Regions from separate parts of the Homo sapiens genome. Here region 2 is linked to region 1. Evidence: chromatin contacts called from ENCODE Hi-C or POLR2A ChIA-PET data. All regions are on one chromosome and are shown on one strand. The core of a region is the stretch at or near the end of the contact, and the rest is flanking DNA. Distances in the headings are between cores, read along the strand shown.

Region 1 (4,521 bases), core at 1,775-4,274:
TGCAGGGGATAAACCATGACTGGTCTCATGCTTTAGAGCAACATCTCCTTTGCCCAGAATTGGTTCAGGGATGACCTGTGACACAGTCTTAGTTATGAGGTGCAATGAAAGGAGAAGTCATCAAAGGGTCACCAAAGCCACCACAGGAGGAAAAGAGTCAGGAAAGAAATTCTTTTAGACAGATGGAAACATGAGTTTCCTCAGGTCACAGAAAAAGTCTCTATAAGGATAAAGCACAGGGACTCTTGATTCCAAGAACCTTGAACTGTACCCCGTGTGATGGTTTCCAACAGCAATGCCCTTTAACCCTTGTTTCAAGATACCCCCTGATTTGAGCCACATAAATATCCTTGTAGTGAGACGGGCTTTTTCTTTTTATTGCAGCAAAATACACATAACATAACATTAACCACTTTAACAAGTACAATTCATGGCATTTAGTACATTCACGATGTTGAGCAACCACTCCTTTATCTAATTCTAAAACATTTCCATCAATCTGAAAGAAAACCAGTCACCTCCCATTTTCCCTTACTCCTCGTCCCTGGCAACCAACATCTGCTTTCTGCCTCTACAGAGTTAGCAGCTCTGTATATTCCATGTATGTGGGATCATTCAACACATGGCCTTTTGGGTCTGGTTCCTCTCACTCAGCACCATGTACCCAAGGTTTATCCATGTTGCAGCACATGTCAGCGCAGTATCCTTTTTTTTTTGGAGAAAGAGTCTCGCTCTGTCGCCCAGACTGGAGTGCAGTGGCGCAATCTCGGCTCACTGCACCCTCCGCCTCCTGAGTTCAAGCAATTCTCCTGCCTCAGCCTCCCCAGTAGCTGGGATTACAGGCGCCTGCCACCATACCCAGCTGATTTTTGTATTTTTAGTAGAGATAGGGTTTCCCCATGTTGGCCAGGCTGGTCTCGAACTCTCGACCTCAGGTGATCCACCCGCCTTGGCCTCCCAAAGTGCTGGGATTACCAGCGTGAGCCACCGCACCCAGCCTAGCATCCTGTTTTACAGCTGATTAATAGTCCATTGCACGGAGAGGCCACATTTTGTTTATCCATTCATCAGGTGATGTTATATTTGGCATGCTTTTACTTTGGGCCACCGTGAATAGTTTTGCTACAAACATTTGCGCGTAAGTACTTGTTTGAGATGAATGCCTTTTCTTAAGTTTACCTAAATCTCTTCGCTCTGCATACATGGGATTTATCTTTGTTATTATTAATGATCCTAAATTTCTAGAATTTAGCACATAAGGTTCTAGAACCACACAAGGAACGGTGGTTATTTCATTATATATGTCTGGCTCTATGGTGGGTGCTTAATCCACCCCAAACTCCTAATATTTGTCTATCATTATTCCACCCATTATTGTACACATCAGACAACCACAGCTCAGGGTAGGTTAAATAATATGCCATACATTACACACAATAGTACAGAGTGGAACCAGGAAGTACCTAGCTTGTAATCTGGCACCCAGCAGCTCTACAGTGAGAAGTAATCAAGTTCCTAGCGACAGTTTGATCATTTTAAAACAAAAGGCCAGGCGTGGTAGCTCATGCCTGTAATCTCAGGACACTGGGAGGCGGAGGTGGGTGGATCACCAGAGGTCAAGAGTTGGAGACCAGCCTGTCCAACATAGTGAAACCCCATCTCTACTCAAAATACAAAAATTGCCAGATGTGGAGGTGTGGTGGCGTGTGCTGTAATCCCAGTTACTTGGGAGGCTGAGGCAGCAGAATCACTTGAACCCGGGAGGCGGAGGTTGCAGTGAGCCAAGATCGCGCAACTGCAGTCTGGCCTGGGCAACAAGAGCAAAACTCTTGTTTCAAAAAAATTAAAAAAAAATTAAAAAAAGAAGAACTAGGGGGTGGTAAGAGGGTACAGTCTACTGTATCTTCCTCTCCTAATTCTACTTTCATGGTATAGAATGCTCACTGGGCTATTGTGTCAGTTTGCCAGGGCTGCTATAACAACAGTGCTACAAATTGGGTGGCTTAAACAGCAGAAACTTGTCTCACAGTTCTGTGGGCTAGAAGTTCAAGATCATGGTGTGAACAGGGCACGCTCACTCTCAAGGCGCTGGGGAAAGATCTGTTCCTGGCCTCTCTCCTAGCTCCTGGTAGGACCTTAGCTTGTGGCAACACAACTCCAACCTTCACGCGACATTGTGCCTGTGTGCACGTCTGTGTCCAAACTTCCCGTTACAAGGACGCTGGTTGTAATGGATTAAGGACCCAAGTGGCTTCAGGATGACCTCAACTAATTGCATCTGCAACAACCCCATTTCCAAATAAGGTCACATTCTGAGGCACTGAGGCTTGGAACTTCAACATATGAATTCTGGAGACAGAATTCAACCCATAACAGTTACCTGCACCATCGAGTAAAAGACACAAGTAAACCACTGTGAGACAGAGTCAAAAAGAGGCATTTCAGTTCCACGGGGTCAGTGATACCCAGTCCCCAGCAGCCCCTGTCGAAGAGCAGTGGGGCTCACTCCAGGCAGCTGGAGGATGGACAGCACGGTCTTGACAGCTGCCACAGGCCTCAACAGTCTGAATGGTGTGAAAGAAGGAGCATGAAGCCAAGCTTTAGGAAATCTCAGTCAGCAACTGACTATGACCCTGATGAACACAGCCTCTCTGAATTTCAGCATCCAAATTAAAATAACTGTGGGTTCAATAACTGATCTCTAACATCTAACACACAACATCTGCTTATCCATTCCAAAACCCATCAGGAGACATAAATCCCTCCTCTGCAGCAGTGCAAAACTATTTAGGGCTTAGAACAATTTCTTGCTTTCCTTGCTGCAGCTAAGAACTTTTAGCTAATGTTCTTGCAGCCTTCAAAGTTACAGAGTAAGTCTCAGGCACCCCGGCCTCAATACAAAATCAAATTGTTCAGATATATCTCACTCACACAACACATTAGACAGATGTAGCACATAGAGTAAACACTCTGGTTAATAAGTGCTAGGTCATTAGTTGTGGGGCTGTCAGTAGAACCCAATAACTGCGATAGCGCACAAAGCTGCCCCGCCTTAGAAGTCAAGCTAAATGCTTTCCATTTTTATCACCCAATTCATAACCTTGTTGTCTGGCTTTAAGAATCAATAGCCTGGTGGTTTTGGTATCCAATAAATTTGTCTTAGTTTGGACGTTTTTCATTTCCCACGTCACTTGAAGAGAGCAGGGTACGGTAAATTGCTCTTCTCACAGGATTTGTTTTTCCAAATCTATAATTTCACACTGACGGCCAGGTGCTGTGGCTCACACCTGTAATCCCAGCACTTTGGGAGGCCAAGATGGGTAGATCACCTGAGGTCAGGAGTTCAAGACCAGCCTGGCCAACATGAGGTGAAACCCCATCTCTACTAAAAATACAAAAATTAGCCAGGCATGGTGGTGGGTGCCTGTAATCCCAGCTACTCGGGAGGCTGAGGCAGGAGAATCACCTGAACCTGGGAGGTGGAGGTTGCAGTGAGCCAAGATTGCACCACTGCATTCCAGCCTGGGCAACAGAACGAGACTCTGCCTTAAAAAAAAATTCACACTGACGTGTTCCAGAAACTAGTGAAAGCAAAGAGGAAAGAATGCAGACAGCAGAAGCCCCATCCAAAGACCAAGGCAGCTTCCAGCTGTGATCACTTAGGACAATTCACTGAACAAGTTCCATATGAGCAAATGTCAACTGGTCTACCCCAGGGTGACCCATCACTCACCTAGCAAATAATACTTATCTAGCACTTAGTATGTGCCAAACCCCGTGCTAAGTAATTTACGTAAGTGACCGCATTAGTCCATAAATTCCACTGCTTTATGCACACACACAAATAGATATACATAAGATATTTATTTCTATATTTAAATAGTACACTGATAAAAATAGAAAGCAATGCCAGCTCCGTGGATAACAGAAAGCAGCAAGAGACTGAAAGAACCAGCACATGGTAAAAGAAAATCAATGTGTGTGTGTGTATATACATATATATATATACACACACACAGACTCAAGATCACTGAATTTAAGCCTGAAAGAGAGCTTGGGGAGGAGGTAGTTCTCTAATACAATGTAAATTATCTGCATGGGGAAAATGAGGCTCAGACAAAGAATTGGCATATCCAAAGTTAGCCAGAGGGCAAAGGATAGAATTAAGTCTGGAGTCCGAGTTCTTCTTTTTGGGTTCTGCTGTTTGTTTTATCCTCCTCCTCCTCAAATCAACTATTTTTAAAAATGTTTAAAGCACTAAAATATGGCAAGGTTCATGACTGAGACGCATTTAAGACGGGAGGGAGAGTAGCCCCTATCCTTTATGTCTCTCCCAGTCCAAATCCACAGAGACAGAACATGGTTATCAGGAGCTAGAATAAGAGGAGAGTGGCAGTGACTGATAATGCATATGGGGTTTCTTTTGGGAGTGAGGAAAATGTTCTGGAATTCGTTGTGACAATCACACAACCTTGTGAAAATACTAAAAACCACTAAATTGTACATTATATGAATTGTACA
Region 2 (4,551 bases), core at 1,475-3,974, 130 kb after region 1:
TAAAGCACACCTCAGTACCTTTTCTTACAAACTGCTAAGGAAGGGGCCTTTCCTATCCCATTCATTGGCTGCCATCTCTCTTAACTGTCAGAGCCCAAATTTCCTATGAGAGAAAAGTGCAAGGTAGACAGAAAACTCCTGAAAAACTGCCTCAGGTGATTAGTGGGCAACCATTTGCTTTTACCTTCAGGGCCTCTGCAAATTTTCTGAGATCTCTGGACAGGGCTAAGAAGAGAAAGACTGGCCTCTTCTTCATCCCCAGGAGCCCTTGGTTTCCTGGTTAACCAAGCACAATTACTCTAAGGTGGGGAAGGCAAAGAGATGAAGGGAAAGGGAATGAAGCAACTCTAAATAACTGAGTGCTTTCTCAACATAATACACACATTAACAAATTTAATGAGCTCAAAAATGCTGTATTTCCAAAGGAGTTATAGATAATTCCAAGCAGAAGAAAAAGGAAAATGGCAAAAGCTAAGACCCAGAACAAGCACCCCTTGGTATGGATTAAATCAGACCACTACTGGAGAAGCAGTAGGGCTTCCTGAACCATATAACCAACACCACGTGCCAAGTGCAAGTTCATAAAGTTTTGCTAGTGCCTGGATCACACAAACCTTCTGATAAGCCCAGGGCTCCTCTGTCACTCCTCTGTGATTTGCTAAGCAAACCTATTCATGCAGCACTCACGCCTGGCTTACAAGGGCAGTGCCATAAAAACCCAAATGGACCTCACGAATACTAGAGGCAATACTAAATATTCTAACATAAACATGTGGTTATGTGGAGAAGAGTCTTTAGGCACTGCTGCTAAGCTCCTGTACAAATTTATTCGATCCTCCCTAGCCAGTCCCCATCACCGTCTGATAATTTCTCCATCAATTATGACTGCCATTCTGCATCTGGCTCTTTAAATGGGGAATACTATTAAACATAAAAGGTACAAGGTTCTTCAAGTCCTCCTACCTGCTAATCCTCCACTTCAATACTCAGCCCTTGAGAGCTTGTGTGAAGACATTTCTTTTTTTTTTTTTGAGACAGAGTCTCGCTCTGTCACCCAGGCTGGAGTAGCGCAGTGGCGCGATCTCGGCTCACTGCAACCTCCGCCTCCCGGGTTCACACCATTCTCCTGCCTCAGCCTCCTGAGCCTCCTGAGCCTCCTGAGCCTCCTGAGTAGGTGGGACTACAGGCGCCCGCCACCACGCCCGGCTAATTTTTTTTTGTATTTTTAGTAGAGACCGGGTTTCACCATGTTAGCCAGGATGGTCTCAATCTCCTGACCTCGTGATCCACCCGCCTCGGCCTCCCAAAGTGCTGGGATTCCAGGCGTAAGCCACCGTGCCCGGCCTGTGTGAAGACATTTCTAGGTCTGCAGTGATGACTAAGATGCATTCTACCTCACCAGCACCACCAGATTTCCTGAAGGCATCAGTGTACCCCAGGAATGCCCAATGGCCATTCTGGTCATTGGTGAGAGGGGGAAGGTTTTCTTTAGATTCCGGAATACTTTGAGAGGCTAATTCACATCAACCCATCCACCACTGCAGCACAGTATGACACTCGAGGTTTCATCAGAAAGGGTTACATTATGCCTGGCCAGCAAATTCACTGAAATCTAAAACGACAACAACAACCATTTATTGTATTGACTGCATGTTCCAGGCATACGGTAAAACCTAGAAGATCCCCTGAGATGCAGTTTTACTGAAAGGCTCCCGCTCTCTAGCAAAACAGTCAGGTTACGGCGCAGAAAGTGCAGCTGCAGAAGTCAGACTGAGGTGCAGATGCGGTTCAGTGCTCAGTACCAGGAAAAGCTTAAGAGGCAGGACTACCTGAGCTGGGTTCTGAAGGAAAAACACAAGTGTCCCAGGCAGATAAAGAAGGAAAGAGCTTACCGGGCAGGAGGGGTATGTGCACAGCTTGACAGGTCTAGGGGGAAAAAAATCAGTAAAGAAGAAAATGATTAAGTTACAGATTGATGATGCATGAAATGGGGGGTGGCCAGGGGTGGGGGGTGAGACTGCAGAGAAAGGCAGGGCTGGTTCATAACAAGCTTTGTGCGTCCCAATATGACAGCTGAAGTTTTCCAGGGGCTGATGGTGAGCCAGTGAGGGTAAGTACACAGAACATCCTAGAGAAACCCTCATTCCTTAAAGATTAAAAATAAAGACTTGCTGTCTGTAAGGGATTGGATTATCCTATTTGAGAAATTCTGTTATCCAGAATGGCTTACCCCACAATGCTGAAAAGTGTGTACCGTAATCTCAAAGCAAGCTCCTCCTCAGACAGAGAAACACCAGCCGTCACAGGAAGCAAAGAAATTGGCTTCACTTTTAAGGTGAATCCAGAACCCAGATGTCAGAGCTCCAAGCACTTTGCTCTCAGCTCCACGCAGCTGCTTTAGGAGCCACTCATGAGGAAAAGAAGAATTTTCTCTATTATACCCCTTATTGGGTGCCATCCAAGGCTAGGAAAAAGGTTGTTCTATAACCCTGAGCCCATTTGAACAAACCCCCAATAAGAGAGGCCCCGAAAAGTGTATTTTCACCAAAGCTCTACCCCAAGCCAAGCCAAAGGAGAAAGCGCTATTTTAAGACTTGCTGCTTGTGTCACGAGTGGACTTTATTCCAACAAGGCCATATTACAGTGGGCAATGAAAGCCATCTCAGACTTCCATATCAAGCAAATGTTTGTGAGCCAGTGATTCAACAGAGAAAAATTCACAAGCCTCCCTGGGCTTCTGTCCTCCTGTAACAGTTCCAGCCTGGCGGCCCTTAGAACTTCATATATGAACTGGTACAAAATCCTGTCCAGCTGTCTCCCAGCCTCCATCTCTCCCCGCTTCAATTTGTCCCAGGCACGATGCAGGTGCACCTTCCAAAACCAGGGCCTTTAGCACACCACATCCCCCTGATGAAAAGTCACCCTGCCTTCCCAAAGCCCACAGCCCCTAACTCACCAACTTCTTCTTTTGTTTTTTTTTTTTTGTTTTTGTTTTTGTTTTTGAGACGGAGTCTCGCTCTGTCATCCAGGCTGGAGGAGTGCAGTGGCATGATATCGGCTCACTGCAAGCTCTGACTTCCGGGTTCACGCCATTCTCCTGCCTCAGCCTCCCGAGTAGCTGGGACTACAGGCGCCCGCCACCACGCCCAGCTAATTTTTTGTATTTTTAGTAGAGACGGGGTTTCACCGCGTTAGTCAAGATGGTCTCGATCTCCTGACCTCATGATTCGCCCGCCTCAGCCTCCCAGAGTGCTGGGATTACAGGCATGAGCCACCACGCCCGGCCTAACTCACCAACTTCATCTGCAACTCCTTGCTAACAGAAACCCAAGCTGGCTTCCTCTCCAACCCAAAAAATATATTTGTGCTTGCCAAACTACCCTCCCTTAATCCTTCCATTCAGATTTTAACTGTCTTGTATCCAAAGACCCAACTCAAGTCCCACCCCTCCTTTGAGTTTGAGAAGCTAAAGGAAGCTCCCACCTCTGACTTCCCATCCGTGTTCAGCCACCACAGTGCACACATCCATTCACTACACTGCTACCTCCTTTCTATTGTTGCTCGTAACTGTTCATTTAATCTTCTATTGTTGCTTAACTTATGACACATTTTTTGCAAGCTCTCCAACTATGTCCCTCGAGGGCAGGGACAGGAAGCTCTGAATTTAATATAATAAATGTTGAGTGGAGGAGTCGTAAGTACTAAGAGCTTCGCAAGGTGCTTTCATAGATATAAGGATGGGTGTAACGTACTCACAGCCTCTAATACCTAAGTGAAGGAATAAGAATTAAAGTATGTAGATACTGACAATGCCTAGTTGAAGATGGCCAAGCACAGCCTTTGATTTGGTTTGCTGTTTGGTGACGCCTCCTCCTACCCTATCCTCCCATCTCCTAATCACTAAGACCCAAATCTAATATTCTCATCTTGACTTCTTCAAGCAGAATGCTACCCAACACACTGTCCTCTGGGCCCTTTGACTTTCACTCATCCCCTTACGAGACTCTTCCTCCCTCACCAAGACGAGGCTCCTGAATGGACGATGAGTAACTCTGCACCTCTGTGTTCCGCTGTCAAGCCAGGACCTGCACACAGTAGGAGCTTGATCAACGTTGGCTGAGCAAGTGAAGGAAACCCCACAAAGAGACAGTGTCACAGAGCCTACAGTCAGGAACGATTTCAGCCAGAGACAAGAGAGAGGATGGGGGGTTGGATCCAGCAAAAAAAGCAGCGTAACAAGGCCACTCAAGTGGGAAAACAAGTGGCATTTTTAGGTGAAGCCTAGTAGGCTAGGAACAAAGAAAACCTGGAGAGGAGTCCTAGGAAATACAGCGAGGTCAGAGAGGCAGGGAAGCCAGGGGCAAGGTCGGTCCTGGAACAACAAACTGAGGAGTCTGAACAGCTGCGAGTTGAGTCCTGGCTCCTTCTTCATGGCTGTGGGCCTTGCACAAGCGTCAGTTTCCACATCTGTGAAGTGGGAGAGTGAGCACATCCCCCTCCCAGGGTTGCTGTGAGAATGAAATAACAAAAATGACCGAATGAGAGAGTGCC

The links. Hi-C counts contacts between places; a loop is a spot of excess contacts on that map. ChIA-PET counts read pairs that join two places held with the same protein, here RNA polymerase II (POLR2A). Pooled maps may share reads with other maps.
Region 2: a loop to region 1 is called in a map of mesothelial cell of epicardium, with 6 times the contacts of the local background. The contact joins two enhancer-like sites. A Hi-C loop is called at or near these places in 9 of 168 maps with a recorded cell type or tissue (GM13976, Right ventricle myocardium superior, heart left ventricle and 2 more), 8 of 37 single-sample maps with no recorded cell type and 4 of 50 pooled maps. POLR2A ChIA-PET finds 5 or more read pairs at or near these places in 1 of 52 experiments (WTC11).

What each region holds. Positions count from the first base shown.
Region 1 is chr22:33,777,952-33,782,472 of GRCh38, forward strand. The region is part of intron 1 of LARGE1 (LARGE xylosyl- and glucuronyltransferase 1); the gene reads right to left. Among named protein-coding and RNA genes, the nearest start is that of LARGE-AS1, 55 kb to the left of the region's middle. RefSeq lists an enhancer at 1,827-2,328. Within about 2 kb of position 3,025, at least 3 of the 41 ENCODE cell types and tissues checked have a DNase peak (open chromatin) inside an H3K27ac peak, as active enhancers do.
Region 2 is chr22:33,906,552-33,911,102 of GRCh38, forward strand. The region is part of intron 1 of LARGE1 (LARGE xylosyl- and glucuronyltransferase 1); the gene reads right to left. Among named protein-coding and RNA genes, the nearest start is that of LARGE1, 12 kb to the right of the region's middle. Within about 2 kb of position 2,725, at least 5 of the 41 ENCODE cell types and tissues checked have a DNase peak (open chromatin) inside an H3K27ac peak, as active enhancers do.